Linked DNA regions of Homo sapiens: region 1 is linked to region 2. The links are chromatin contacts, found by Hi-C or POLR2A ChIA-PET in ENCODE. All regions are on one chromosome and are shown on one strand. The core of a region is the stretch at or near the end of the contact, and the rest is flanking DNA. Distances in the headings are between cores, read along the strand shown. Region 1 has its middle 230 kb from the start of GRB10. Region 2 overlaps DDC (dopa decarboxylase).

Region 1 (3,346 bases), core at 71-2,570, 540 kb after region 2:
GTCTCCTGAGACAGAAACACTTCCTGGGGTACCATGAGGGGAGAGTGAGATTTGGGGCCACACCAGTGTGAGGGGAACACAGCTGTGTGACCACGGACAAGTAACTACATGTCTTGGGGCCTCTTGCTCAGCTATAAAATGGGGAAAGCAGATGTTAGGAGACCACGTATGTGAGCGCGTGGACCAGTGTCTTGGCATTGTCCCAGGAATGGCTTGTGAACTCCACTTGGCTGAATCATCAGAACTTTTAGGAATCCCAGTTGTCTGGCCTGTTGAGGTTAACTACTCATGTGGTTCTGATTTATATAAGGGAAGATAAAAATGCAGCTACTCGGGAGGCTGAGGCAGGAGAATCGCTTGAGCCTGGGAGGCGGAGGTTCCAGTGAGCTGAGATTGCGCCACTGCTCTCCAGCCTGGGTGACAGAGCAAGGCTCTGTCTCCAAAAAAAAAAAAAAAAAAGGCAAAGTAAACTCAGAAGAGGAGAAGGAGAAGAAGAGGTGGCTCCTGCTACCTGCCCTCTTGCCCTAGTATGGACAAGGATGCCACACAGGCAGGTAGACCCTCAGGGCAGGAAGGAGTTGTAAAATTCCACTGTTCTCAGCACTTGGAAAACAAGCCTTCAGTGAGCAGCCACTCGGCCTTTGGTCTTGCTTTGCTCTGTCATCCAGGATCTAGCCAGCCACAGGGCAATCTGGGGTGGTGAATGTCCTGCCTACATCACAGCTTGGGGACAGGAGCTCTTCACGGCAGGCTCGTTTGCTGTAGGACATGCACTATTCGGGATGAAAACTCTGATGGGATTTCCAGGCCAGAGCCTTTCTGGCGCGCCCGTGACTCTCCCTCCATGCTGTGGGTGTCCTGGAGGTCCAGCGGCCTCACTGCTCACAGGTCCTTCCGAGCTGCTTGTCTGCTCCCTCACTCTGAGCGCCCACCTCACGGCTCCCGATGCTCTCCTTGCTTTCAGCCTCCCTGCCCAGGCCTGGAGTTTGGCCTGCTGTGCCCTTTGACTGGACACCCGCCAATGACTCCACTCTCCCGCCCTGGCCACCCCCCTTCACTGCAATTTGGAGTCTGTCCAGGTCCTCTGAGATACCTCATATGAGGGCTCTGTTTCTCCCCACAATCGGGCATGTGCTCATTAGTCATGGGATGAGTGGGTCATTTCGGAGCTTTCTACCTGAGGCAGGGGCTGTGGGGTTGATCCATTTCACTGCCTCAAGGCTTGGCAAGGCATGGGGAGGGCCACTGCTGGGCCGACCCACCTGGGCTTTGGTCAAGAGGGTGAGCGGCAGCCTGGGGATGCAGCTTCTCCCGCAGTCCCCCGTAGAGGCATGGGAGCAGCTGCATGATGACAACCTGTGCCAGGAAACTCCTTTTCAAGCTGACTTCTTAGGAATGAGGTGCTGTTCTAGAAATCCACAACAGAGACCAAACTGCCACTGCCCTGGCCACGGGGTCCAGCTGCAGATTAGGAAATGGGCGTAGTGCAGGAAAATAGAAAAATCAGTCCCCGCCTTCCTTAGTAATGACGCTGTCAGATGGGAGGAAGGAGCCTTGACTTCCTGAGCCCATCAGAGGCTCTGGGACAGGACTGGGGTGGGGATGCTCGACTTGGAGCCCTTCTTGTACATCCTCTTTGAACCCTTCTCAGCCTCCTGGAACCCTGGCAGTTGGTCCCTGGCACTTTGGTCCTTCTGCTGAGTTCTGACAGCCCAAGGCCATCTTCTGTCTGACCCTTCCCTGTTCTGGTGCCGCACATCCGCCTTCCCCTCCACTCACATCGTGCCAGGCCCCATGGTCTGGAACCGTCTGCCCTCTGCTCCATCAGAATCTGCCTCAGGTCATGTTGCAGCCTGCTCAGTTCCCTTCATAAAACACATATAGTGCTAGCACTGTGTTCCTAGGCCTAAAGGCCCCACGTGAGTGAGACCTGGCCCCAGAGTGCCAAGTCACAGAAGCCCGTGGATTCTAGTGTGCAGTGGCCACAGCAACCTGAGGTGCCACAGCAACCTGAGGTGCCACCTTCCACAGGGCAGCGGCATGAGGATGCCTGGTCTCCCATGGGACGTGGCTGGGCTTTGGAGGATGAATAGGAGTTCTAGTGCAAAGCATGGAAGAGTCCACATGGTGTGTCTGGGGAAACACACATAGCTCGGTGTTTTCCAAGTTGAGTGGAGAGGCACCAACTGAAGCCACAGTCTTGCCACCAACTCACCGCGTGCCTTGCTAGCCCTTTGCTTTCCTGGGCGGGTCTCTCCATCAGGGCTGGCCCACCACACAGTCTGCAGTGTGGGGTACCCAGATGCCAGGGGAGGAAGCAGGGGGTCTGTGTGTAAGGGTGGGGCTTGGGCAGAAGCCACCGACCCTGTCCTCAGGAGACCCAGAGAGCCCCTGCTAAGGACATGGGTGGGACAGCAATGCATGGACAGCAACGGGCTGAGAATTTCACCTTTGTACCTCACTTATGCTCCTCAAGGTCTCTGCATCTATATGAAGGGTCTGGAAATTGAGTGCAACCACTGTAACACATGGCTTTTTCCTTTAGGAATGAGAGTGGGCTCCAGCCAGCCCTGCAGGAGCTACTTCCCCCTGTTCTTACTTAACCAGAGCCCCGGTTGGGCGCTTGGCCTAATCACTCATGAGCAGGAGCCAAGTTCATCACTTCCTGACTCTTCAGCTTTGAACACCTTTGCATCTTCAGTGAAACTTCTGGATTTCCAGGTGACAATCTCCATCCTGGGCCTGTCTCAGTGGTGGAAATAACATGGCACGGAATCACCCTGCGTTCCCCCAGGAGCACACCCCTGAAAGGTCCTGGCATGTGTTCCCGGCCTCTGGACATTTTCAGGTATTGCTCCTCTGCCTGGCTGGCTGCCACTGCTCTTTCACCCTGCTGAGAATGACTGGACTCTTCCACGCTCATCAGCTCACAGCTTCTGCCCAGCCCCTCCTCTGGAAGAATTCCCTGCCTCTCCCCTGTGTCTCCCCTCTCTTGGGACACCAGGCTCACTCACCGTGATTGGCCAATGCCATGTGGCCCCTCTACTAGTGGGCTTATTGGAAGGCAGAGACTAAATTAATTTGTAATTTCCCCCTAGCACTCATCACAGGGTCTGGCTTAGAGAAGCTCTCTTAGTGTTGGTTGGAAGAAAAGACAAAAGGAAGGAAGGAGGGAAGGAAGGGAGGAGGAACAGAAGGGAAGAAGGGAAGGTGGAAAGAAGGGAAAGAGAGGAAGCAAAGGAGGGAGAGGAAGGAAGACAGAGAAAGGAAGGAAGGAAAGGAAGGAGACCTTTGGTGACAACGGAAAGGCAAGGTTGCTTCAGTCCCTGAAGCACTTTACCCCAAG
Region 2 (3,215 bases), core at 297-2,796:
ATTCTCAGTAGAGATGGCTTATGCCCCAACCCGTGTGGGCCAGCCTGCCCTCACCTGGTGAATGCACAGCATCAGGCAGCAAAATAACAGCACGCCACAACACAGTGTCAAACAGACTCCTGTGTGGGCATCTTGTAAAGGTGCGCAGCCAGCAGCTCTAGGGTGGGGCCCAAGACTGGCTTTTCTAAGGAGCTCCCAGACAATGCTGATGATGCTGATGCTGTTGATCCACAGAAGACACTCAGATTAGTGAGGCTATGGACAGGCCGCTGTCCTCCAAGGAGGGCCAGTGGCAGAGGTGTGGGATGGAGCCTTGAGGAAGGAAAAATGGTAAAGATTCTGCGGCCAATAAGCTATGTAAGTTAGAAGTCTCATGGCAGGCTTGAGGAAGCGGGAACAGCCGCTGTGCGTGGAAACAAGGCTGTGTAGCATGGGGCAGGGCAGGCCGGTGGGCCAAAGAATGCAGGCTTTGCTCTGCCATCTCTGGAGAGCCAGTGCCAGTGTTTGAGCATGGAGGTAATGAACAACACTTTCCCCTCTGTCACATTCACAGAAAATGAAGAATGGAATAGATGTAGACAAACCTTTAGCCGAAAGCAGACAAGCCCCAGAATGACTTCCACACAGATTTCAAAGCGGGGATCCTGGCGCACCAGTGACTCAAACTCATGGGACAGCTGGACATGCTTCAAAGAGGAAAGGGAAAATCTGTTTTTCTCATGGCCATTTAATTCAGAACTTAACTACCTAGAAAACCTTATTAGACTGCCCATGTATAATTCATTTAGACGCTCTTGGCAATTTTCCTCAAGTGCTTTTACCGTTCACTGACCAGCTGTTTCCAGGCAGGCTAAGAAACTCATTCCCTACATTAGCACAGGTCTAGTGTCCTCAGAACACCAATTGTCATTTTCTTCTGTTCATGGGACTATTCTTATCCCACCCAAACTGTCTTTTATAATGTTAGAATAAACACCGTGAGGAGGTATTTGATCATTCTGGAAGAGACAATGGCTAATGCCCATCGAGTTGCTCCTCTGTGCTTGAGGTGCCAGCGCTCACCACTGCGGCATCCTCAGGACAGCCCACAACACAGAAGATATCATGATTATCCCCATTTTGGAGATAAGAAAACAGGCTGGGAGAGGGTGAGCGACATGCCCAAGGTGCACCCGGAGGCCTTGGCTGAGCTAGGATTCTAAGGCAGCCTGATGGAGCTGCAGCTCTGTGGCTGCCACAGCTGTTGCTCCTCCTCCGCGTTTGCCACCTAGAGCTGGGCATCCTGTCCGCTCTGTCACATTCAGAAACGGCCTTCCTCTCATTGAATATCACACTGACCTTATTTCACTTCCAAATAGTTATAGAACTCAGAAGCTATTCAGACAGCATGTGATCCTAGGAGAAGGAGCCCTCCGTGGCGTAGGCCCGTGCCTTGCTCATTCTAAGCCCGCGGATACAGCAGGGCCCCCATGTTGCAGGTGCTGGGGAGGACCTGCGGAAACGCGGCGCCTCGCGGGCAGGGGGTGGCTGGGACAAAAACACGTGTCATACGAGTGGTTCCTCGTCATGCCACCAGAGAGCGCCAAAGACCTCGGCCTCATGGGCGATCCCGAAAGCCGGTTCCCGCCCAAGGAGACAGGCTTTGAGCATCGCTGGACTCTGCTCCTAAGGCAGGATTGGGTCCCCTTTAAGAAAGAAGTGGAGTGTGTTTTAAACAGGAGCCAGCATGATCATAACTAGTTGTCCTTGAGCTTAAAGACGTCATCATTGTGGGGAGATAAATCCCTTATTTTTTGGCTTTCTTTCCCCAAAAAAGCTGAATTCGTCTCAAATGGGTAGAGGGGGATTTCCTACCCAGGAATTCATATACATACTCCTTTCCCAGTTCTCGCCCCCAAACAGGTCCTCATAGTGCTCGGCAGCTCCTGGAACTGTCCTCACCGAAGCTTTGGGAGTAGGCAGTTCATGGCACATCCTAGGCATTCTATGAAGCTTGCAGATGGATGTGTTTATATATGCTGTGCCACAGAGGAGGTGGCTGGGGACACCTGCCCCTGCACACCTGGTTGTGAAGTGGCAACAGGACTTAAAATGGAGGGCTGTTACCATCACTAAGGCTGAATATCATAAGTGTGCTTGTTCCCATGAAGCCTGGGGACCTCTGTCCATCAAGATGAGGCCACAGCTTAGGAAGGACACCAGGATCAGAGAGAGCCAGCAGAACAGCAGCAGGCCTTCTGCAGCTGGCTAAACGGGTGGCTCTAGGCAGATCCAGGCTCATATTCAGGACTCAGTTTCCTCATTTTTTTTTTTTTTTTTTTTTTTGGTGAGACGGAGTCTTGCTTTGTCACTCAGGCTTTAGTGCAGTGGCACAATCTCTGCTCATTGCAACCTCTGCCTCCCAGGTTCAAGTGATTCTTCTGCCTCAGCCTCCCGAGTAGCTGGGATTACAGGTGCCTGCCACCATGCCTGGCTAATTTTTTGTATTTTTTTTTTAGTAGAGACAAGGTTTCACTATGTTGGCCAGGCTGGTCTAGAACTCCTGACTTCATGATCTGCCCACCTCGGCCTCCCAAAGTGCCGGGATTACATGCGTGAGCCACCACACCCAGCCAATTGTTATTTTAAAAAAAAAAAAAAAAAAAAAAGCAGGGGAGTGGGGCTTGGAGCTGATAAGTGGTTCTCAAATTTTAGTGCATAGAGAAGGTGTCTGGTTTGCTTGTTAAAACAGAGGTTGCTGGGCCCCACTGCAGGCCGGCACTGCTGGTCTGGAAGCATGTCTGAGAACCACTGGACTAGGGAATATCTATCTTATTCTGGCAATTTTGGGGGAGAAAAACACAGTCCTTATGTTCTCATAATTGCCATTGCTCAATGAACTTCATTCTTGGCTAGATGTGGCTAAAGCACAACCTATGTGATGTTTCTACTGTGACCATCTTCCTGGACCTGATAACCTGCAATCTTAACGAAAGTGACTTAACAGATCTTATAAATAACCTCATCTCAACAACCCAAACTACAGTCTGGTTCTCTTGCCATGTATTTGCTTATTAAGACATTTGAAGGCCAGGTGCAGTGGCTCACACCTGTAATCCCAGCACTTTGAGAGGCTGAGGTGGGTGGATCACCTGAAGCCAGGAGTTCAAGATCAGCCTGACCAACATGGTGAAACCCAATCTCTACTTAAAATACAAAAATTAGCTGGGCATGAT

The links. A loop is a pair of places that touch in the nucleus more often than their neighbours do. ChIA-PET counts read pairs that join two places held with the same protein, here RNA polymerase II (POLR2A). Pooled maps may share reads with other maps.
Region 1: a map of K562 shows a loop between it and region 2 (4-fold over the local background). The contact joins two enhancer-like sites. A Hi-C loop is called at or near these places in 1 of 168 maps with a recorded cell type or tissue (K562) and 8 of 50 pooled maps. POLR2A ChIA-PET finds 5 or more read pairs at or near these places in 2 of 52 experiments (Panc1 and SK-N-SH).

What each region holds. Positions count from the first base shown.
Region 1 is chr7:51,009,236-51,012,581 of GRCh38, forward strand. No RefSeq gene overlaps it. Among named protein-coding and RNA genes, the nearest start is that of GRB10, 230 kb to the left of the region's middle. RefSeq lists enhancers at 445-946, 3,146-3,346. Within about 2 kb of position 1,321, at least 3 of the 41 ENCODE cell types and tissues checked have a DNase peak (open chromatin) inside an H3K27ac peak, as active enhancers do.
Region 2 is chr7:50,466,630-50,469,844 of GRCh38, forward strand. DDC (dopa decarboxylase) reads right to left here. Exons shown (of 15, transcript NM_001082971.2): 13 at 585-686. Among named protein-coding and RNA genes, the nearest start is that of FIGNL1, 18 kb to the left of the region's middle. Within about 2 kb of position 1,547, at least 2 of the 41 ENCODE cell types and tissues checked have a DNase peak (open chromatin) inside an H3K27ac peak, as active enhancers do.